Linked DNA regions of Homo sapiens: region 1 is linked to region 2. Evidence: chromatin loops called from intact Hi-C (ENCODE). Cell type or tissue: B cell. All regions are shown on one strand. Each heading gives the region's core, and the rest is flanking DNA. Links, peaks and the distances in the headings are about the cores only. Region 1 overlaps MAD1L1 (mitotic arrest deficient 1 like 1). Region 2 overlaps MAD1L1 (mitotic arrest deficient 1 like 1).

Region 1 (12,162 bases), core at 1,736-9,735, 140 kb before region 2:
TCAGGCGATTCTCCCACCTCAGCATCTATAGTACCTGTAGCTGGGACTACAGACACCCTCCCGCCACGCCTGGCGTTTTGTGTTTTTAGTAGAGACAGGGTTTCACCTTGTTGGCCAGGCTGGTCTTGAACTCCCGACCTCAGGTGATCCACCCGCCTCAGCCTCAGTGCTGGGATTACAGGCATGAGCCACCGCGCCTGGCCGTGACAAAGTAATTCTAAAATTAACTTAGAATAATAAACAGGTAAGAAAACCTTTAAGTCAAAAAAAAGGATAAATGAAATTAAAAAAAACAAAAGATCTGAATACAGACCCGATTTTGCCTAAGTTTTAATAAAGATGAAGGTATAAATCTACGGGGAAGGAAGGATTCTGAGATAAATGGCCCTAGGGCAATTGTTTAGTGATCTGGAAAAAAAATCAATTTAGATCTCGACCTCATACCATACACCAAAATAAGTTTCAAGTAGATTAAATCTTTAAATATAAAAATAAGCTCAAAGAGCCCAGAAGAAAATAGAATTATTTATCAAATCACTAAAGTACTTACTAAGCTTAAAAGCAACGGAATTAACAGATAAGAGAGAACCTGAAGACGAGGGGTTCAGGTTCTGGGAAAGATGAAGAAACCAATCAGCCCTGTCTCTCCCTGAGGCAGCTCTGACGATGGAGGGAGTGCAGCCAGCAGCCGACTACAGACCTGGAGAGCCACAGGCTGCAGGCGGGCTGAGGTCGGAACCCAGAACCACTAGCATCACCAGCCCAGCGGCGAGCGCCCTGCTTCCAGCTGCGAGAGACATGCAGCTGGACCTGGCCGCGCCGCGTCTTTACTGCGCTGCACCCCACGAGCCACGAAGGCAGAGTCTCCATTCACACAGACCTCCCACGCCTCGCCTCAGCAGCTTGCCGTTGTCGGCGTGCTGTGGTGTTAGTGATGCCTGCAGATTTCATCTTCAGAAGAGTGAACAGAAACGGCATGTTTTTAATTTCGGTTTCCACATGTGCACTGCTATTGTGTAATATTTACAGAACTACACAGACACACGGACATATTTCTCATAAAGTGAGCTCAGCAAGGTTGCAGGATACAAGAGCCACACACAGAAATCCCGGGTGAACTCGCTCGACTCGTTTTTATCTTGTGATTTTCGACATAATCACGCCACCTGTGAAGAGGAAAAGGGTCGGTCCTGCCTTTCCAGTCCGTGTGCCTTCGACCTCCTCACCCTGCTGCCCATCTGGGGCTCTGGGACATGGACCAAGGCGGTGAGAGGGAAGGCCTCTGCCTGAGTCGGCGTTTCCCAGTCCCTCACCAGCCAGGTCTGCGGTGAGCTGCACGGTTTCTGCAGATGCTCTTTGGCAAACTTGGGGGTTCTCGGCTTCTCCTGGTTTGCCGAGTTTCCCCATGAACGTGTGTTGGGCCTCGCTGACTGCATTTGTGCATCCGTTGGTTTGGCCATGTAATTTTTCCTTTTGGCGAGCTGACGCGATGGATTGTACCAGCTGACGCTCGACACCAACCCAGCCTTGCACTCTCAGAAAACAGAAAATAGCCCCGCAGTGTTCTTCAGTTTTGCCACTGGTTTTGAAGTTGGGGTAAATGCTTGCTTCACAGAGTGAGTTGGGAAGTGCTCCCTCTTCTGTTTTCTTGGAGAGTTTTGGCAAATTGGTGCTAAGTTTTCTTTAAGTGTTTGGTAGAATTCACCAGAAAACCATCTGGGCCTGGAGATATCCTTTTTTGGAAGCTTTTTGATTGTGGATTCAGTTATTTAATGGTTCTAGGATTAATGAGACGATCTATTTCATACTGGGTGAGTTCTGCAGTCTGTGGTTGAAGCTTGCTGGAGTTTCTGTCACTGGTTGGGTGTTTGCCCTGGTGCTACCCAGTCTGGACTTGGGGACCCCTAAAACCTGGGAGTGAGCACAAGACGCACACAGCTTGTCAAGAGAAGCCTGAGAGGCAGTGTGGGAAATTCTGTCTGTCTCCATCCTCTTCTACCCTGACACCCAGGCAATCCTGCGCTCTTCCGCCCCGGCACCCTGGCACCCCCGCGCTCTTCCGCCCCGGCAGCCGGGCAACCCCGCGCTCTTCCGCCCCGGCACCCGGGCAATCCTGCGGAGGTACAGCCACAGCTGGACAGACGCCTAGAGCCCAAGAGTGGGCCCCTCCCTCCAGACAGGGTGCGTGGGGCATGTCCTGCCCTGTTCCAACGCTGTGGCTGGCGTTGGCCGTGAAGGCGGCTGTGGCCGTGGGACTGACTGCACAGCACAGTGGGCAAGCCTTGCCTGGCTCTGTGGCCAGAAGGCAGTGAAGGGAACCCTGGGTCACCTGGGAAGTGCTGGGTGCTCAGAGTGGCTCTGGAAGGTGCCCTCTAAGCTGGGCATGGGGCTCTGACCCTAATCAGCACCCCACAGGTGTGAGAGTTGGACTCTGAGCTAGACCACACCAGGACCCAGCCAGGACTGTGGAGGACACAAGGTTCAATGGCCTGGGAAACTCGGCAAAGAGCCTGAAATGGAAGTGCCATCAGGAAATGCTGAAACCAACAGAAATTTACATTCTCCAGAGAACTTAAGAAAGACCTAGAATCTCGGGATATTCAAAACATCCAGAATGCAATCTAAAATTAAGCAGCATGAAAAGAACCGGGAAAACAGAAACCTGCCAGGGAAAACACGACCAACAGGCGCCAAGATGACGGAGATGCTGGAATTATCGAGTGAGATTTTAAAGACGCTCCAAGAAGCAAGTGATTGGAAAACACAGACTTAACTTTTCACAGTATCTTAGAGATGATGCCGTGCCACTAAGCTTGGTGTAGAAAGCACATCACCACAGGAGTCCTTCTCGCGGCAGGGTGGCAGGCATTACACCCACACACGCTGGAACCCAGCAGACAATGTGGGCACATGAATTCCTTCCCGTCCTTTAACTTAAAACACCACCACACTTGGAGTGTCTGAAAGCCTCTCTCATCTGCACGGAGGGGAAAGGGGAGATTTCTTTGAGTGACTGCAGGTTGCTCATCAGAAACCACAGAAGCCAGAAGATGGGGAAACAGTGTCGATTTTTAAAGTGCTAGGAGACAAGAACCACTCTCCCAGAACCCCACATCCAGCAATGGTATCCTTCAGTAACGAGGTGGGGTGAGGACACTGCTGGGCAAGCAAACGCTGAGAGAACCTACTCTAAAGAAGCCCCGAAGGAAGTCCTGCCAAACCAGAAATGATCCCAGGGGAACCCAGGAACGCCAGGAAAGAAGGAAGAGGCAAAACCACAAACTACTTTTTGCCTCTTATGTTTTATAAAATAGGCATGACAGTTAAGAGCAAGAATTGTAATATTTCTTGGTGGGGTTTTCCACATATAGAGAGTAAGTACATAGGACTACTACAACATAAAGGGAGGCAGGGAGAAGCCTACGTCGTGGTGAAATCCTGACGTTTCCACCTGAAATGATAAAATATGAATTATAAGTGCACCGTGAAATGTTAAGCTTGCACATTGTAAACCACAGAAAAATCACTTTAAAAGTATACAAATAGATATAATAAAGACATAGATACATCAAAATGGAGTATAAAAAAGGCCAAATAACCTGAAATAGGTAGGAAAGAGAAAACGGGAATAAAAAATGGAGGACAAACAGAAAACTAATCATAAAATGTACCTAAATCCAAATGCATAAAAAATTACATTAACTATAAATGGCCAAAACACATCTATTAATCGGCAGAACACACATACCTATCAGGTGCACATGGGACATTTTGAGGTTATCAAATTATCAGCTACCAAATAAACTTTAAATTGCAAAGAAAGTGAATCGTAGAAAGTGCGTTCCCTCAACATAATGAAATTGAACAGAAATTACCCAGAAAATCAGGGAGAGACACTTTGAAATTAAAAAGCATCCTTCTAAATCTGTATGGATCACAGCAGGCATCCTAGTCTATTGGCGGCGCTATCACAGAATACCTGAGATTAATTTATAACGACCCGAAGTTTATAGGCTCACAGTTCTGGAGGCTGGCAAGTCCGAGATCAAGGCACCAGCTTCTGGCAAGGGCTTTCCTGAGGCGCCATCACATGGTGGACGGCAGGAGGGCAGATACAGAGAGCCAACTAACAGAAGCCCCTTTTACAACAGCACGAATCCACTCACCAAGGTGGAGCCCACGTGACCTCAACGCCTCCCAGGAGGCCCCACCTCCCAACACCATCACTCTGGGATGAAGTTTCCAACACGTGGACTTTGGAGGCCACGTTCAAACTATGGTACATCTTAATGGAAATTTGAAAATGTTTTGAACTGAACACACATAAAAATACAACATTATCAAAATGTGTGAAATGCTGCTAATGCAGCACTCAGATGCAAATTTCTAACACGGAACGCTTACGTTGGAAAGCAGAAAAGATCTCAAATATGCAATCTAATCTTCCACCTGAAGAGGCCAGAAAAAAAGGAGAGCAAACTAAAACTAAAGCAGGCAGAAGGAAGGAAACACAAAACTACAACAGCAAAATATCAATGAAACCAAAAACTAGGTCTCTAAGGAGATCAGTGAAATTTATACATCTCCAGAAAGGCTAACAGACAAAAAAAGAAAAAAGAAAAAAAAAGACATAAACGACCAGTATCAGGAAGGAAGGAGTACCGCTACGAACCCAGCAGGCACGATAAAATCAGCGAGGCAAGAGCACAGACAATTCACTGCTCATACATTTGATCACAGATATAATGAACCAGTTCCTCACAATAAAAAAAACCCCAAAACCTACATTCTACCAACATTCAGCTGAGATGAAAGAACTCACTATTCCTGTAATGATTAGAACCTGCCACAACCACAATCCCTAGGCCCAGATGGTTTCACCAGCAAATTCTACAAAACATTTAAAGAAGTAACACCAATTCTATATAATCTCCTCTAGGACATAAAAGGGGGAATACTTCCAATTCACTTCATTCATTACGTGTATACTACAACCAGACAAGGGCAGTACAAGAAAGCTACAGACCAATATGAACACAGACGTGAAGATTACTGACGATGTCAGCAAGATGAACTCAGCAACATGTAAAAATACTATGCCATAACCAAGGGGGGGGTTTATTCCAGGAATGCAGAGTTGGCTCAACGTTGGAAACTTCCCAAAAAAATCACAATGACACACTGTCAATCACACTAACGGTGTAAGGGAAAAAAAACATACGATCCCATCAATTGATGCAGGAAAAGCATCTGACAGACGCCAACATCCTACATGATAAACACTCTCAGCAAACTAAGAATGGAAAGAGCGTTTTCAGCTTGATAAGGAAAAACCACAAATAAACTGCAGCTAGCAGCACGCCTCATGGAGGAGGATGGACTGCTCTCCCTGCAAGGTGAGGAGAAAGGCCAGGATCTCTGTTGCCCCATCTCCTACTCAGCACCATACTAAGGTCCTAGACAGGGCAACACAGCAAGAAAACAAAATAGAAGACATATGGATCTTAACAAAATAAGCAAAACTGTCCCTATTCACAGGTGCTATGACTGCAAAGGATTAGAAAACAAAATCAAAACAGCAACTAACCCAGATGTAAGAAGTGAGTTCAGCAAGGTCATGGGTTACAAAGCCAGCATAAACATCCGTCATACATCTACACACACGCACTGAACACCTGGGACCCATAAAAACAAGCCTACAAATAATTACATAGCTCCAACACTAACAATAAAACCAACAAAACCATGTGTATTTCTAACAAAAAAGGGGTGGGTGGGTACGGTGAAAACCACAAAATGTGGATGAAAGAAAATAAGAAGAACGTAAATAAATGGAGAGCTACATTGTGTTCATGTATCGGAAGACTCACTGCAACCAAGATGTAGATGCTCCCCAGACTGACTGACAGATGCAGTAATTCCTCTAAAAATCTGAGCAGGCGTTTTGCAGGTAAAGACAAGCTGAATGTAAATCTTGTCCATAAAGTGGGGGATTGTGCTGCTGATTTCGAGACTTACTACGAAGCTACAGTAATCAATACCGTGGGGTGTTATTAACAGCAAAGGAACAGACGCTTAGATCAAGGGAACAGAAGAGAAGGTGTAGAAAGAGACCCCCATAACGCATGGCCAACTGGTTTTGGACAAAGGTGCAAACATAATTCAATGGTGGCAGGACAGTCAGTTCAATAATAATGGCACAATTGGACATCCATATAAAAACAAAAAAGAAAAGTAGCTTGAACTCAAGCTCACACCATGGGCAAAAACTAACTCAAAATGGGTCACAGATTTAAATGTGAACTTAAAACCTTTTAGTAGAAAACAAGAAAAAATATGTTTGGCCTGGAGTTATGCAGAGAGTTTCTGGATCTGACCCCTATAAAAGAAAACCTGATCATCAGCATGCACCCAGATGAAAAGCATTTGCTCCGAGGAACACAGGGTCAGAAAATGAAGAGGCTCGTCACGGGCTGGGAGAAGATATTTATCAGCTATATACTCAACTTGGATTCACCCCAAACTCAATACTAACAATTCAATTAAAAAATAGGCAGCACCAAGCAGCACGTGGGGGGCAGCTACTTCTCCAGACAGTGGAGAGCCACCAGCTCGTGCCCGAGGCCTTGGCTGACGTCACATCACTTCTGTCTCCAGCACTACAGTCGGAGCCCACGACGGAACACCTGCCACACCTGCTGCTGCTCCCCACGACCCGCCGGTCCCTAGAGGAGCCCATGACGGAACTCCCGCCACGCCTGAGACTGTTCCCCACCACCCGCCGGTCCCTAAAGGAGCCCACGACGGAACTCCTGCCACGCCAGACACTGCTCCCCACCACCCGCCAGTCCCTAGAGGAGCCCACGACAGAACTGCCACACCTGACACTGCTCCCGACGACCCGCCGGTCCCTAGAGGAGCCCACGACGGAACTCCTGCCACGCCAGACACTGCTCCCCACCACCCACCAGTCCCTAGAGGAGCCCACGACAGAATTGCCACACTTGACACTGCTCCCCACGACCCACCGGTCCCTAGAGGAGCCCACGACGGAACTCCTGCCACACCTGAGACTGTTCCCCATGACCTGCAGGTCCCTAGATGGCAGGACCCAGGCAGACGATCTCAGCTTGGCACAGGACTGGGCCAAACAGGCATGGTCCTGCACTTCAGACGCCAGCCCTTCTTCTCCAACTCCCACTAACTGCCGAACAGGGCTGGAGCCCCTGCACCCCCATCCCATTTGAACCGCTCAGCTGTCGGCATTGCACGGTGTTTGTACTGAGCAAACAGAGGCGTGGGCAGGTGGCGGCCCTGCCCAGGTGGCACGGGGTGGGGGCATGACGTAAACACAGGCCTGTGCCACGTGAGAGCTGGGCACTGATTTCTGGCCGTGGGAGGGCACAGCTGGCTTGGCACTGCCAGGCCAATGGGTAGCTCTCCACAGTGCTTGTCCTGGTGGTCCACGGAGCAGCCATTAGGGCACCTCACTGAGGCCACCTGTGGGGCCAGCGCCAGCCAAGCAGGAAAAGTGTGAGTCCTGAGACTGCAGAGGACACGCGCCGATACAGACAGAAGCAGTGCACAGGACGCAACAGAAAGGCAGTCACTGCTCCCGTCCTCAGCCCAGGCAGGGACACCAAACCAGGCCTCCCCTCGAGGGCACCCTCCTCCCTGAGGCCGAGCAGGTGGATTCCAGGCAGAGCAACTCTGTGGCCAACCATCTTCCCCTCCCTCCTCCCCTCCCGGGCCTCCCCTCTTTTCTTCCACCTCCTCCCTTCTCCTCCCTGGTATCTCTTCTCCCTCTTCCTCGCTCCTCCATCCTCCCCCTGCCTCCCTCCTCCCCAAAGACACCTCTAGGATCAGCTGTGCCCACACAGGCAGTGACAAATTTGATCACCTTCAATGTGCTGCTAAGATTATTTTAATATTAATGCATTCCCTAATTAAGCTGCAATTAACAATCTCCCTGGCCCAGCCTGGACGTGGCAGGGGGGCTGAGTGAGGAGTCAGAGCCAGCACGGGAGGCCGGGCTTTGGGGCTCCTATCCGCCAAGGGCCCGTGCCGATGGCAAGGGTTGTTTAGTGACTGCCTTGTCAAAGACACCAGGAAAATCACAAGGGTGTTCCTGCCTGAACTTCCGAGCAGGGACTCAGATCCCCGAGAGCAGGGGCCTCTTTATGTGTTTCTGTGTCTTCTCTGACCGGAGGTCTGGGGCCCACACCAGAGACAGCCCTTGGGGAAGCCGTGGCAAACACGAAAGGGAGCTCTTGACTCTGCAGCCCCGCTGCCACGTCCCCTCGCCCATCCCCCACTGCCACGTCCCCTCGCCCCGTCCCCACTGCCACGTCCCCTCGCCCCGTCCCCACTGCCACGTCCCCTCGCCCCGTCCCCACTGCCACGTCCCCTGCCCCGTCCCCACTGCCACGTCCCCTCATCCCGTCCCCACTGCCACAACCCCTCATCCCGTCCCCTACTGCCACATCCCACCACCACGTCCACACTGCCACGTCCCCTCGCCCCGTCCCCCACTGCCACGTCCCCTCGCCCCGTCCCCACTGCCACGTCCCCTCATCCCGTCCCCACTGCCACAACCCCTCATCCCGTCCCCTACTGCCACATCCCACCACCACGTCCACACTGCCACGTCCCCTCGCCCCGTCCCCACTGCCACGTCCCCTCGCCCTGCCCCCACTGCCACGTCCCCTCATCCCGTCCCCACTGCCACAACCCCTCATCCCGTCCCCTACTGCCACATCCCACCACCACGTCCACACTGCCACGTCCCCTCGCCCCGTCCCCACTGCCACGTCCCCTCGCCCCGTCCCCACTGCCACGTCCCCTCGCACAGTCCCCGATGCCACGTCACCTCGCCCCATCCCCCAATGCCATGTCCCCTCGCCCCGTCCCCAGTGCCAGGTCCCCTCGCCCCATCCCCCAGTGCCACGTCCCCTCGCCCCATCCCCCAGTGCCACGTCCCCTCGCCCCGTCCCCACTGCCACGTCCCCTCGCCCCGTCCCCACTGCCACGTCCCCTCGCCCCATCCCCCACTGCCACGTCCCCTCGCCCCATCCCCCACTGCCACGTCCCCTCGCCCCGTCCCCACTGCCACGTCCCCTCACCCCATCCCACCACCGTGTCCGCTCACCCCACCTCACCGCTGCGTCCCCTCGCCCACCCCACTGCCACGTGTCCCCTTGCTTCGTCCCACCGTCACATCCCCTTCACCTTGTTCCTTGGGGGCCCTGATTCCCCAGAGCAGGAAGAGACATCTGCTGACCCCCGAGATGCTGGGTGATCAGGGTGTGAGGGGACTCCCCTGGGACTTGCTTCCTGGTGGGACACTGGGCGCTGTCTCAGGCCACGCGGCTCCCCCTTAAGCCAGTGACAGGCCTGCCATCTGCAGACCTGCTGGCCTGAAGCCCTCACAACTTACCCTGGTCTCTCTCGTGACCCAGGAGACCCACCCCTAACCCATGCTCAGGGCCAGCCAGGCCGGGGAGGAGCATCCGTCTCTGTCTCAGGCTCACACCTGCCATCTCACCCTTTGCAGGGACTGTGCAGGCAGCCTACCCACGGTCACAGGAGCGAGGGCGCGTCGTGGGGTCCACGTCAAGGGTCTGCTGACACCACGGGAACACCCCCAACTCCTCACCCCACCCACGGTCACAGGAGCGAGGGCGCATCATGGGGTCCATGTCAAGGGTCTGCTGATGCTGTGGGAACACCCCCAACTCCTCACCCCACGCACGGTCACAGGAGCGAGGGCGCGTCGTGGGGTCCACGTCAAGGGTCTGCTGACACCACGGGAACACCCCCAACTCCTCACCCCACGCACGGTCACAGGAGCGAGGGCGCGTCGTGGGGTCCACGTCAAGGGTCTGCTGACACTGCGGGCACACCCTTGCTCCTCATCTGGAGAATGGGGAGGGGACAGCCCTCTCTGGCAGCAAGCGGCGTGACCTGGACTTTTCTCTTTTTAACTTTAGATTTACATGCACATGAGTTAAGAGCCCAGGAATTCTGTGGGGTGTGTCAGGGAACAGCGGTCTCCACACTTCTCATTTCCTTCCTTTCTCTCCAGAGTCCACCATGTTCACCTCTCAGCCGATCATGTCGGTATTAACTGCATTTCTCTGGAATACACATTCTGTGGCTCCTTCTGGACTTGAGCGCTCGGACGTCCTGCTGACTTCCCGAGAGACAGCGAGGCTTCAGCTCTCCCTCCCTCCCACCCTGCAACACGCGTCTCCCTCCTCCTGGTCCCCTTTCTTAATATGAGGCTCAGGGCTGTGTTCAGATCAGGCCTCAGCTCCCTTACGACTGTGTGAGGCTGCTCAGGGCCAGCTCAGAATGCAGGACACTGCTGCTTCTGCTGCTTCTCATGCAACTCTGCTGTCCCCAGAGCCAATGGTCGTCCTGCTTCCCACGCACTCAGCCTTCTAGGTGCTCATGGCTCTTGGCAGCCATCCCTCTTTGCCAGCTGTCTACACAGGTGCTTCCCAGTCTTTTTGTGCGGGGCAGCAAACCTAAAACCTGAGAAATGTGTGTGGCACGCAGGGAAGGAGGAGGCTGCCAAAGAGTGACCCAGGGACCTGGGGACCAACGTCCATGGCAGCCCACGCCTGGCACACACGTGTGGAAAGCTCCGGTCCGCATCATGACACCCAACGCACCAGGTTCTGTCCTAGAATCTCTGGTGGGTTCCAGCCCCCGCTGGAGGCTGCCCAGGCTGGGGGCTTCCTTCTCTGCTCTATATCCCAGAAACTCTGGCCCGTTCTGGCCCCTGCCAGCTGCTCCCCAGGCCTAAGGCTTCCTTCTCTGCTCTATATCCCAGAACCTCTGGCCTGTTCTGGCCCCTGCCGGCTGCTCCCCAGGCCTGAGGCCTCCTTCTCTGCTTCCGCGGCAGAAGCCCCTGTGGTCTGCTCTGCGTGCCACAGCCACACTCTTTCCTGGTTTACTCCCTCATCCTTTGGGAGTGCATCCTCTGCCAGCTTCCTGAGAGACGGTGCGGGGCCGTCAAGTTTTTAAGGCCTTGAACCCTGCAGATGCCCGTACTTCTTCCTTCAGACCTGATGTGGGGCTGGGGGGCTATGAGATCCCGAGATGCAGGTCACTCTGCTAGAAACTCGGAGGTGCTGCTGCTAGGAAACGCTAGATGACTGATCCCGGATCCTTTGACAAGTGACCTCTGTGTTTCTTCTCTGAAGTTCTCAGGGTCTTCCTTTCGTCCTGTGTCCTGAATCTTCATGCTGCCGCACACTGTGCGGGTCTATCCCCAACCACAGACAGCCCAGTCTGAGCCTCTCCCGGGAGGCAGGGAGCTGCGTCCTTCCTTCAGGGAGACGTCCTTGAGGCACTTCTGTTATCATCTGCTTTTTCCCTGTTCCCTCCTTCCATGTTCCTGTTGTTCAGACAGTGGGCTGTACCTCTAATGTTCTTACTTCTCTTCTCCTGTTTTCCATCTCGTTGTCTTTACTTTCAGACTTTCTCAACGTTACTTTACAAATCTTCTTAGATTTCCATTCACTGTTCCCTACTTTTGCCTTCCCCCTGCTCACTGCTTTCTCTTGGTGTGTGTTAAGCTGCCCTGTTGTTTGGTTGCTGAAGCCCCGTCTTCTCTCTGAGGAGATCCAGGAGACAGTTTTTGGAGATTTTCTTTGCTGGGACAGTGGGTTCCCTCCCCGCTGACGCTGTGTTTCTCTGCGTTTCGCTGTGCTCTGTTTTCCCTGCTCGTTTCCTGTCCTTTCCCTTGGGCTGTCTGACAATCCCTGGGTATCAGCTCCTCACTAGGGGAGGGCACTAGGGGCCCAGGGATACTCCGGGTAGGAGCATGGAGCCGTCTGCCACGGTTTTCCCCAGGGAGCGATCCATGGGAGCTGTCGAGCTGGGGAACTGCCAACGCCAGGTCCTTCTGGGCTGCTCGGATACACAGGGAGGTCTTTCCACCATAGCCTACAGGGTCACACCTGCTGCCCGTGTTCTGCAGGGCACGTGGCGGGGGTGTGCGATCCAGGCCCACACCTGCATCTATCAATCCGGGCTCAGTTCAAGCCTGTTGTCCTGACTTGGGTCTGTCCAGGGACCTTGCCAGCCCTCTCCAGAGCAGCGGTCCACAAACGCGCTGAGCATCCGCGTGGTCTGTAGGGCTGCCTAGCACAG
Region 2 (12,162 bases), core at 2,501-10,500:
AGAGGCTTCTTCTAGGACTCTCTTCTGGATGTGAGGCAGGAAGAACATGGAACTCTTCTGAGGGGTCCCCCCTTGTACTTCCTGCATTCTGCCCCCTATTTAACTGTTTCTTAAACAGCAGCAGCCCCCGCCTTCTTGGGCCCAGTCTCCATCTGCCTTCAGCTGTCTCCTGGATGGATCTGGCCTAAACTGCACCCAGCGAATACAGACACCAGCTCTCCACACTCTCCCATCACTGAGGGTGGCAGCCGTGTCCAGGGTCCCAGCCCTCCTGTTAAAGCTCATCCGCTCCCAATCCCACAGCAGGCCCAGCCACGTTGGTTTTGAGACCGTGGATCATCAGGAATGTTTGTGGACGGTTTTTTGATTGACAAAAGGAACTTTATGGCAGTGGGCAGATCTGATGCCCCAGGCAGCGAGGACGTGGGAGAGGGGAATGTGTGTCGTCACCAACCCCAGCTTCGGAGGAGGTGGCCGAGGAACGTGCTCATTCAGCCAGCCCAGACCCAACACCCCAGCCCAGAGCTCGAAACTCAGACCCTCAACAACTCCAGAAGACACAAATCTGTCTTTCCCAGTGTGCGGGTTCCCAGGGCAGGGTGTCACCATGACAACCACAGTCTGTGCTCAGCAGCCACGACGTGAGTCCGACGCCGCTGGACACCCAGCGTCAACTGCTCCCCCCAAGCCTGGGGCCTCCAGTAACTGATCTGCTGTGAGACAGGGCGGGAGGGTGGAGTGCAGACAACAAGGGGTGGGAAGCGGAGGCTTTTCTGTCATTTGAAAAGTTTCTTGCTAAAAGTTAGCTTGTATCACTGATATTCCAGAAACAAGACTCTGCAGCCATACTGCGGAAGCTTGGGGCACTGGAGAAACGGCTCATTTCAAACAGGAAAATGGTTTGTGTTCACCCAGTTCCAGAAGCCAATTTTCAACTGCTTAAAATAGTCATGATATTTTACCAAGGTAATTATACTCTTAGCTATCAGTAACAATTAAATCCTTAGACTAGAGCCGTTTAATAAAGGTCTCGAAATAAAACCACACACTCCAAGCACCGTGTACTAAAATGTCAAGCACACAAGGAGAGCCTCCAATGGGAAGCAGAGGCCCAGAGCCCCCACCAGCCGGAGGCTCGCAGCCCTCCTGGGTGCGCCTTGAGAGAAGGCGCTCCTCGACCACCCCAGCTGGGCGGGCTGCCATGCAGAGCTGAGGTGGGCACTGGCCGACACCAAGGCACACAGACCCAGAGCAGCAGGCACGCCGCTCCCTCCAGATGGCTGAGTGAACAGCTTCATCACGGCTGGCTGGACGGATCCTGCATCCCTGGCCTGGGGCTACACGGGCGACTGGGATCAATCCTTCGTCAGGATAAACAACCAGTCCATGCCCGGCGATCAATACCCACCTTCTTGCTAACACAGAGCAGGCCCGCGAGCACAGCAGGGTCGGGGTGAGGCTGGCGCGGGCCAGAAAGTGCCAGAGGCTCTCCACCTGCAAAGCAGAGCAGAGAAGAACAGAAACTTCCTGCCCTGAGCGGGCCGGGGTGGCCATCAAAGAGCAACGGCAGGAAGGAAGCCGGGCACAGACTTCCCAGAAGGCTGCGGGGCTCCACTAGACCATGAGGGAGCCCCACAGGGATGAAAACCACACCAGACATCCAGTGACTGCATGTAACTCCTCATCACGGCCGGGAGCCCTGGCACTAAGAGGGTGTGGGCAGCAGCACCAGTGTCGCGTGGGTCACAGGCTGCAGGCCAGACCCAGCACACAAGAACACTCAGGCCCACACGTGACCTGTCAAGGGAACTCTGCCCATCAGCTTCCAACCGCTGGCCTCACTTAAGAAACCAGGAGGTTCCCAAGGGATGAGCCTCAGCTGAGGCCGGGCGGGGCTGCCCTCCTGTGGGGGCCACACTTGTAGCCCAGGCCAAGACCCAGGCCACGCATGGAGGACCAACCCAAAGTGCTGCCCGCCTGGCCGGTGTGGGCCGATGTCACTCCCCAGCCCCGACCCAGAATCGGGGACTGGGCCCAACAACAAGGTGCACTCAAGGGGGTGCCACCCGAACACAGCACGTTCGCAGGCACCCGGGGTCATCAGGCCACGTTCGCAGGCACCCGGGGTCATCAGGCCATGTTCGCAGGCACCCGGGGTCATCAGGCCACGTTCGCAGGCACCCGGGGTCATCAGGCCACGTTCGCAGGCACCCGGGGTCATCAGGCCTGAGCCCAAAGTTTAGCAGAAAGGAGAACTGAGACCCAGAGAGAATGAGGGACATCTGAGATCCCAGAGAAAGGCCCAGCTCCCAGCCCAGCCCTCCCACTCTTCCTCCCCCAGGAAGCTCTGAGCTTCCAGCATCACGGGACCACAGCACGTCATCACGCACCCAAAGATCACCGAGCTAAGGTGTCCCGCCACTCTGAAAGAACACAGTGTCGCCCCCTCTGCTTCCCGGGCCTCTCCTCGGCGGCAGGGTCGGGCTGCACTTGCCTGAACCCCCGCAGTGGTCAGCCCAAACCCCCGCAGTGGTCAGCCCGAACCACCGCAGTGGTCAGCCCGCGTGCTGTGGCCTGTGGGCCCAAGCCGCTGTCTCCTCCCGCTCCAGGCCTCGAGGTGACTGCAGCAGCGCTTTGTGATGACCTGCCTTCTCTCCCTCCGCCGTGGTTCTCCACACACACTTTCGCAAAGGGGAAATTCTTGGGTCCCCACAGGAATGCCACCTCCTGAGAAAAGCCCTTCTGCGGCACCACCACGGCGTCCACCTCTGTTGAGGTGCGTGGCAGGTGCTGGTCTGGTGCCACTGCCTGGCCCCGCTAGAAGAGCGAATCCTCCAAGGGCTGTGCCCACACATCCACGCCACGTGCACCTCACGCATCTTGCTTAGAAGCTCACACACTAGCAGACACGGTGTGGAAGAGAAGGGAACACAGAGGAAGGTCGAGAGCTTGCTCCACAGAAACGTACCGTGCCTGACCATGCAGCAGGGCTGGGTGTCCCCTCTGCCAGAGGCAGCAGACAGCTCCGGCTGAAAAGCCATGTGAGAACATTTTGGAGTGTCCCCTGTCTGGGGTGCACCTGCAAAGCCAGGGCTTTGGGGTCAGCATCTGAGCTATGCGCAGGGGCCAGCTCAGCCTGTGTTCCGGGTGCCCACACAGTCAGTGCCCGAGGGACCTAGGCCCATGTGAACTTTTCCTTTAGGAGACAGCATGGAGCCGCCCAGAGCGAGCTGGAGAAGCTGTAAAACAGCATCTTTGGAACGGAAATGTTACTCATTTTCTAAAAGCTCCACAACCAAGAGGTCCCAGCAGCAAAGAGGCTTGGTTTTCATCAAAAACGATCAAGAACAGGTAAACATCCATGAGGCACAACTCCCAGTACTTGACAGGTGCAGCATGCATCCTGGGCCAGGGTGGCACAGCCCTCCGCCCACTCAGCACTAGCTGGAGGCAGGCAGGGGGAGTCTCCGCCCAGCAAACTGGACACCCGCCCTGGCCCAGAGAGCATCTGGGGACAGATTGACTTCTTTCCCGCCTTGTCTTCTGAAATTTCAGTGCCCAAGGAACATTTTAAACAGAACTCACAAAAACCGTCTTTCATGCTCCAGCGACCTCTGCTCACGGTGCCAGGCATCAGAACCCCCGCAGGCACTGAGGCTTAGAGTCGGGCCATGGAGCCACCCACAGGTGGGGCACACCTGGAAGCAGGTGACAGCCTTCATCCCAAGCCCAGGCCAAGACCCACACAGTGTAAATGGCATCACTGGATGGGAAAGCATGAGGGTGCTGACTGCAAGGCACGTGGGAGCCTGCAGGGGGTCCGCAGTGACAGGGAACCCTCTCCAGAGCTCAGCACCAGGCCAGGGGTGGACACTGAGATGCTGGAGGAACTGAAAAGGGTGGGGCACGCAGCAGGCCCAGAGAGTCCCACAGGGAGCACCGGGGCTGAGCACTCTCTGGCATTCCCAGAACCCTCCTGGCAACCCAGGGCCAAAGTGCCAACCCTGACCCGGCTGCAGCACTCCTGCCTCCACAGTGAGATCCAGCTAACCAGGTGTGCACTGACCCGCAGCTCCCTGCGACTCTGATCAAGATGTAAGGGCATACATCACCTTGGTGAGCAGCAGGACCCGTTTCTGGAGCCTCCGGGCCAGCGCCTCGTGGGTCTCGCGCTTCTTCCTCTCCTCCAACAGCTGGCCGCTGACCTGCCGGAGCTCCTCCTGCAGCTGCTGCCTGGCCTTCTCCAGCCCCCGGGCGCTGCATGGGAGAGACAAGAGGGCAAAGCAATGAAGCCTGGGGTGACCACCCCACCAAGCCCCGCCCCACCCCAGGAACGAGCCCACCAGGACATCCTAAAATAGAGCTGCACGTGCAACCCCCTCACTGCCATTTCCGCACTGCTGAATAGCTACTTAAGGCCTTTCAGGAGTTTCTGGATTTCAAATAGACTCCCAGGGTGATCCCAGAACACGGCAGGGAGGGGGAAGGGAGCTCAACTCCACACACAATGGGAAAAATTGTCGGCGACGCAGCCCTTCAGGAGACGGGACTTCTGAATGAGCGAGATTGCAGAGCCAGCGCTTCCCCTCTGAATCACCGCAGATGTGCAGCGTGGTGCGGGGAAGCAAGCGCCAGGCGCCTGGTTGGGGGGCCTGTTCTAAAAACATTCTGTGAGGTTGAAAGCCCAGCCTGGCGCTAAGCACTGGGAACCCGAGAGGCCTCCTGTGGGCCGACGCCAGAGGCAGGGCCAACTCCAGGCTGCCCAAGAGGCCTCTCCCTGTCCGCCCCTTCGGGTGGCTGATGGTTCCTTTCAATTCTGCTTTTGAAACCTCCCTTTTCCCTGCATGGTCCCCACAGCCACTGCCTCAGTCCCTGTGCTCGTTGCCTGTCACCTACGTTACCACAATAGCCTCCCAACGGCTCTCACTAGACCCCTCTGCCACTGGGCACCAAGCTGTCTCCTCAGACAGCAGAGAGGGGCTGGGTCATGCGATTTTTAAGCCTTTGGTGGCTCCCAACCACTCTTGGTGAGCTTCCGAGTTCGTGGCCTGGCAGTAGCGGGCCTCAGGGGTTTGGATCTTGCCCCTCTCTCTCTGTCCTTCAGGAGCTGACTTGGGACCGGACAAATGACAGCGTCCACTGACCCTGACTGCAGAACCCACCCATGATGCAACGGCTTTCTGTGATTCCGGGAACCCCAGGACTCCACCTCCTCACGGGAGGGGCTCCCAGGAAGGGCACAGTGAGGCGCAGAGAGGAGAGGCTGTCCCAGGGAGAGGGTGAGTCAGGACTCCACCTCCCACATGGGACAGCCGGGCACACAGGTGCTCCCAGGAAGGGACACAGCCAGGAGAGATGAGAGGCCGCCCGAGAGGAGGAGAGTCAGGACTCCACAGTGAGGTACGAGAGCTCTCCCAGGAAAGGACACAGCCAGGAAAGAAGAGAGGCCACACCGGGGAGGGTGCGAGTCCGCGGAGGGAGGGCCCATCCCTACTCAGACAGCCCAGGCAGGCGCAGAGCGGAACGGCGCTGGAACACGGGAGCTGCACACGACTCTATTGAGTACCACAAACTTCTTTCCAAAGGAAATCTTAACTAAATCTCAAGGAAATAAAACACAGCACTGGGATAGAGAAAAGCTAACAGGGACCACAGCCCTGTGAGGCAACCATCAGGGAGAGCCAGGAGGCTGCTTGGAAACAGGAATGTGGGATGGGGCCATGACCTCCACCCTCACGTTCACACCTTCCCAGCCATTGATTGCTTCTGCTCGGCCTTAGTTGCATGACTTGAGGAAAAGTTTCATCCCTGGACTGACAGATGGCGCTTTCTTGGGCAGTGGTTTGGGGAAGGGAAAGCTTCATCCTGGGGCTGGTGGATGGTGCTTTCTTGGGCAGTGGTTTGGGGAAGGGAAAGCTTCATCCCAGGGCTGGTGGATGGCGCTTTCTTGGGAGGTGGTTTGGGGAAGGGAAAGCTTCATCCCAGGGCTGGTGGATGGTGCTTTCTTGGGCGGTGGTTTGGGGAAGGGAAAGCTTCATCCCGGGGCTGGGGGGATGGCACTTTCTTGGGCGGTGGTCTCCACTGGACTCATGTTTGAGTGAAGTGAATACGGGGTTTTTAACTGTAACTTAGTAGAAGTCTTGAAATAAAGGATAAGTTGAAAGTGAATGTGAATCCAACACTCACAGAACGTCAGAAGGGACTTGGTGGCGGTCCTGACCCAGCCAAGCATGGCGGGAACCCCAACCTGGCCACCCTCAGCCGGCCCCAGCAGAAGCCACACAAGCCCACAGACTGGGGCCAATGTACTGGCGTCCAGGACGCGGGCGTCTCATTTCAGCCGCGTGTGATCTTGTGAAATATGTAACTGATCGTCAACCCATCTACCAGAACACAGCTCCTAAAACCCTCGGGCTTTCCCGACTGAGGCCTTCCATGTGCCAATGACTGACGGTGGCTGCAGCCCCTGGGCAGCTGCAGGATGGGGCGGGACACCAGGAAGATCGAGGCCGGACTAGAGGCTCGGGACTTCAGCCCCACCCCTAAGCTGGGGAAGGAGAGGGGCTGAAGGCTGAGTGGTTCACCAATGAGCAGGGGCGGAGTCAATTATGTCCGCCTGACAAGGCCTCCATCAAAACCCAAAGGTTTCTCACCGGAGCAGGGAGCGCTTTCACTGTTCCTGGAGGGTGGTGGCCTCCATCAAAACCCAAAGGTTTTCCACCAGAGCTAGGAGAGCTTCCACTCTTCCCGGAGGGTGGCGGCCTCCATCAAAACCCAAAGGCTTCTCACGGGAACTGGGAGAGCTCCCACTGTTCCTGGAGGGTGGGGAGGGCACGGACGCTCTGCACCCTTCCCCCACATCTCGCCCTGCGCATCCATTCATCTGCATCCTTCGCAGTAAGCTTCATAATAAACTGGTGAACATACGTTTCCTTGAGTTCTGTGAGACACTCCAGCAAATTTATCAAACCCAAGGGGAATCCCAACTGGGTGGTAGGAACCCCAGTTTACAGCTGGCCGGTCAGAAGCACACCTGCGGCTCGCGACCAGCACCAGAAGGTGGGGACTGAGCCCTCACCCAGGGTCTGACAGCACCTCCAGGTAGACAGTGTCAGAACAGAACTGAGTGAGACTGAGCTGAACGGCTGGTGTCCCAGGCAGAACCAACTGCTTGCTTGGTGGGTGGGGAAACACCCCACATCTGGTCAGAGTCTTCTGTGTTGACTGCTGCGACGTGAGAGCAGAGGAAACCGTTCTGAGTCTTTCCTATCCCATCAGCCGCCTCGGAAAGCCCTACACTGACACTGGCCCCAGGTGCAGCACTGGCCAGCGGCCCCCCTGCCCCCTCCAGGCGCTCCATAACCAAAAACGCAAGACAAAATAAAAAGCAGGCACAAAGCTCATGGGAAACACATATTATGAGGCTACTTTGGGACCCAGTTCAATTTTAAACTACTCATGGGCCAATTTAATACTCAAGGGCTGTAAAATCTACTCTTGAATCACTGAATTCAGGTGGGAACGTTCACAAGTGCTTTAAATCACGGCTCCGTGTGGTCATTTAACTAGAAGAACGCCACCATTCCCTGTACTCTGCTTCAAAGCCAGAATGTGCAAAGGCAAGAATGTGACAGGTGCTGTCTTTCAGGTGACAGGCACAGCACAGGCATCTGGCCAGAGAGAAGGGTAAGGGGCTGCGCTGGGAAGCACCCTCAGCTCAGCACAGGATGGCTGGGCAGCCTTGAAGGGGGCCCAGCAAACCCACACCCTGCATCCTGAGTGAGGGTGCGCTCACATCTGTGTGGGGGCACATGTGGGGCTGGAGTCCCCCCGCCACGCAGAGCAGATGTGAGTAACGCACACCCACAGGACAGTGGCTGTCTTGCTTCAGAGCCCAGGCTCCCGGCACTTGAGGACCAGGGCTCAGTGCAATAGAGCCAGGGGCCAAGACTGGGTCCCAGGAACTGGATGTGGCCTGAGCTGCTTCCCTCAGGCCCACATCCCACTCTCTGCAGCCTAGGCCGCCTCGGTGAGGCAGGACGGCAGGCACCGAGGCGCCCCAAGCCCGGCCCTCGGCCTGTAACAGTGGCTCAGCAGAACTAGCATATCCCTCCGCCACTGCTTAAAGGGTCTTTACCTACTCCTAGCTTTTAGAGTACTGAGATAATAATGCAAAAATAGCAAAGAGTAATAATGCAAAAACTCACTCTGGGATCAAAGGGGAAGTGTGGAAACAGCTAACTAGGCTTTGTTAAAGATCTGCAGGAGTGCTGTGGCCTGGCCAAGGACAGAGCAGTTCCCGACCCCTCGGACCCTTGCTGGCACCCAGATCTCTACGATCGTCAGTCACCTCTTGGACCCAACCCCCTCCTCTTGCCCCTACCCTTAGCATAACTAGAGCCTGGGATCTGTACTGACTTCAGATGGTCTTTGTGACTGTAGGTCACCATCTCCCCGATCCGCTGGCTCCCCGAATACGCCTGCTCTTCCTCCGCCACTCTCGCCTCTCGTGTCTGGCTGTCAAGCATCGAGCAGCTGAACCTGGGCTTCCTTACAGACCCGGTCTGAGGAAATGCAGTGGCTGCAGGATGTAGCGTGAAGCGTGTGTTCTGCAGCACCCCAGAGGGTAGACAGAGGCATAGGGGCGTGGGGCTGAGCACAGGCTGGAAAAGCTCATCCGCCAGGTTGTGAAGCAAACCTCTCCTTCCTGGCAGTGAAATCCACATCATGAACGGAGATGGGAGAAGTGAACCAGAGCAACACACATTCCCGGCTGAGGGACGGCGTGGGCAGCAGAGAGACACCCACTCCAGGACCGTCCAGGTGCAAGCACTCGGGCCCGCGTCATCAGGGCCACATCCCCAAGGCCTGATGGCTGACACTGAAATCTTCTGAACAACAGAACTAGACTGTAAAAATCCAACACCAAGACGTGACAAGGAGACGACACTGTGGAATGCTCGCCAAGAACCATGTCCGGGATGTTTGCCACTCACACCTGACTGGCAGGCGAGTCTACCCAGTCTGTTCAGCACACGGGATGTGGGTGAGGACGGCCACATGCCGTTCCAGGCAGCAGAGATGGCAGCACGGAACACCGCAGCCAGCCTGGGCTCGCTGGGCCTCCATTCTACTGGGGTGGGAATCTCAAGCAAAGAAGCCACGCGTGTGGCATGAGCAGAGAATCTCACGGCGGGTGCAGGTACTGAGGTCACCGAGAGCAGAAGGAAGACCCTCAGGCGCCAAGGACGCAGTGACTTCAGGAAGCAGCTCCCAGCCCTTGGGCTGTGGGAACACGGGGCAGAGGCTGACATCATTAAAATGTAGACACTCAGAGATGGGCCCCATGGAACAGGAACTGAGGCTGCTGAGGGAGGCCATGCTGGTGTCTGCATGGGGACCCTGGAGGGCCTGGACCCAGGCCTCTGAGAACAGGGCAGCAGCCCATGGAGCTGGCACCTCTAGGCGCTACGGAATCTGCAGGCTGGCAGGCTGCTGGGAGGGGGCAAGGCCAGCGGCTAAAGAGCTGCCCCACTTGCCTGCAGGCTGACCCCGGGCCCTCTCCAGCGCCCCCAGGACAGGCACTCCCTGGCGAAGCGCAGGTGTGGGCTGCAGCCCTGGCACCGCAAAGTAGGGCTCAGAGAAGGGAGTGTGGAGCTGCGAGGCAACAACTCAGTAACCACAATGGGCAGAAGACAGGCCATCAGCAAACCAGCAAGCAGGTGCCTCCTGACACTGGAGGGGAAACCGGAGGCTGGGGGGGCCCTCGGGGAGGGGTGGCGGGACAGCCTGTGGTGTCAGAGACAGGCGGTGTCAGAGCCGGGGACGCTTCCAATGGGCAGCTGGCGTGCTCATTCGTGGTCAGCCCAGTGGGCCCGAGGTTGGGCCAACCGGGAGCAATGGGCAAGGTCACAAGAGGACGAGCAAACCAGGAACGGCCTCTGCACGGGACGTGGAGAGCGGGCTGAGCCAGAGGGGCAGGAAGGCAAGGAGCAGGCTGGCATGTGTCCATGAGGTGCCGGCGTCTCGAGAGGAGGGGAAGGTCCAGCAGAGGCAGCCCTGTCCTGAAGACCCGAGGAAGTGGCAATTAGGAGCCAAGCCCTGGAGGTGCAGGAAGGGCCGGCACAAAGTGGACGGCCCCAGAGTGCAGCCTAAAGGCCCCCCATCTAGCGTTTCAGACACCGCCAACAAGTGGTGCTGCCCACCCAGGCGTGCAGGTAGAGGCGCTCCGGCAAGATGGCCTCTGCCTCCCACCCCTCAGGCCCTGCAGGGCACCGGGACCCAGCACGCTGAGCCACAGCGGCACCAGCGACGGCGGGCTCTCCCCTGTTGGGGATGTTCTCTCTGTTCAATCCCGGCCTTTCTTCTGAGGTACAGAAGAGAAAACTCAAAAAATTAAGCCTCTAGTTCCATGCTTGGACTGAACTCTGAGGTCACTGGCATTTCCGTGAGCCTCTGGGAGTTCAGAATGAAGTTCTTAGTTCCTCAAGGAGAAGCCAGGCATGTTTATCAATCAATGGCTCTCTGAGCCAGCCTCTACTCAAAGAACAAGCTCTGAGCTTCTGAGCATCCATCTGCGCTGTGACCAGCCACTGCCGGCCACTTTAATGTGATCTTCATCAGAAACTCCCGGCCTAAGAATACCGACTTTCAAGGAACAACGAAAGGACACAATGTATCCCAAAGTGGCAGGAGACATTTTAACGACCTTCCTCAAGACACTGCTGAGCCAGCTCTTCCACGCACGACCCATTCCTCCCACACACTCTTTGTCTACCTTCTCCCAAGTCCCAGCCCACTGTGAGCACCCGCCAAGGCAAGGGCAGGCATCGCACAAACAGGCATCACTGGACTCTCCCCAGAAACCATGGGGCTCTGGAGCACAGGAGCCCACGGCGTGGCCACCGCGGGAGACAGGCTCTGAGAGAGGCCAGGACAGGTGGTGCTGGGGTCTAAGGCGAAGCAGTTGTGTGCTCCCGGGACCTGATCCGACCCTTGGGATGGTATGAGGCGGCTGTTCCCGCCCCAGTCACAAGGCTGAGTGGTGCCTGGAGTGTGGATCCACAGGGTATGAAGACGCCTCCACAGCCACGCCCGGGCCCAGGGCAAAACCAGCACGTTTTGGGCAGTGCACAGAATGCCTGTGTCGTCCCAAGTTCACCTGTGAAAACCCAGATCCCCAATGTGATGGTGACCAAACGGGGGCCCCTGAGAGGGCATTCGGTCCTGAGGGCGGAGTGCTCCCAATGGGATGCGCAAGTTGTAAGCAGCACAAAGCTCGAGTCCTCTCCCTCTGCCCTGTGAGGACAGGGGCTGGTCATCTGCAAACCAGGAAGAGAGCCCTCCTCAGACCCGGCACTGCCATCCTGCACTCCTCAGCTCCACAGCTGTGAGAAACGGACGTCTGTTCAGATCCCCGACTATGGTACTTTGTTAAGTGAGCCCGAACACAGACGGTCTCCTAACCCATAACGCCCAGACACACTGTTCACACATGGGCATGGGGTCACACCGAGGCTTCCGGGCTGATGACTGCCCCAACACAGTTATGACACAGTGAGCCCACAGCACAGTTAGCCTGCAGCACAGTGAGCCCGAGACACAGGTATGACACAGCGAGCACATGGCATGGTGACCCTGAGACAGGGTTACGACTTGGTGAGCCCGCAACATGGTGAGCCCAAGACGGTTACGACATGGTGAGCTCACGGCACAGTGAGCCTGAGATGGTTACGACACGATGAGCCCGCAGCACGGTCAGCCTGAGACGGTTACAACATGGTGAGCCTGTGGCACGGTGAGCCCAAGACAGGGTTACGACATAGTGAGCCCACAGCATGGTCAGCCCGAGACAGTTATGGCACAGTGAGCCCGCGGCACGGTGAGCCCGCAGCATGGTGAGCCCGAGACGGTTATGACACAGTGAGCTCACGGCACGGTGAGCCCGAGACAGAGTTACGACTTGGTGAGCCCGCGGCATGGTGAGCCCAAGACAGAGTTACGACTTGGTGAGCCCGCGGCATGGTGAGCCCGAGATGGTTACGACATGGTGAGCTCGCAGCACGGTGAGCCTGCCAGTGGCCTCAAGGGTTAAGATGTAAACACAGCCGCATGCACGGTGATCCTCAGTGATGACGTCTGGCATGAAACTAGGAAAATACT

Evidence for each region. Hi-C counts contacts between places; a loop is a spot of excess contacts. Peaks named below come from ENCODE experiments on the same cell type or tissue, not always from the same donor. Only the 100,000 strongest peaks of a DNase experiment are listed, where the experiment ranks them.
Region 1: it touches region 2 in a loop (2.3-fold over the local background); 2 of 110 quality-filtered maps call a loop at or near these places.

The regions. Positions count from the first base shown.
Region 1 is chr7:1,921,416-1,933,577 of GRCh38, forward strand. All of the region lies in intron 17 of MAD1L1 (mitotic arrest deficient 1 like 1), which reads right to left. Among named protein-coding and RNA genes, the nearest start is that of MIR4655, 83 kb to the left of the region's middle. RefSeq lists enhancers at 9,297-10,245, 10,499-10,668. In B cell, for the core only: no CTCF peak of the experiment used is centred there; DNase peaks (open chromatin) are centred at 4,686, 5,636, 6,726 and 7,126; H3K4me3 peaks cover 924 bases; H3K27ac peaks cover 3,153 bases.
Region 2 is chr7:2,065,082-2,077,243 of GRCh38, forward strand. It overlaps MAD1L1 (mitotic arrest deficient 1 like 1), which reads right to left. Exons shown (of 19, transcript NM_001013836.2): 12 at 4,113-4,257. Among named protein-coding and RNA genes, the nearest start is that of SNORA114, 18 kb to the right of the region's middle. RefSeq lists enhancers at 4,532-5,087, 5,088-5,642, 7,128-7,277, 7,815-8,368, 8,388-8,888. In B cell, for the core only: no CTCF peak of the experiment used is centred there; DNase peaks (open chromatin) are centred at 6,360 and 7,120; H3K27ac peaks cover 987 bases.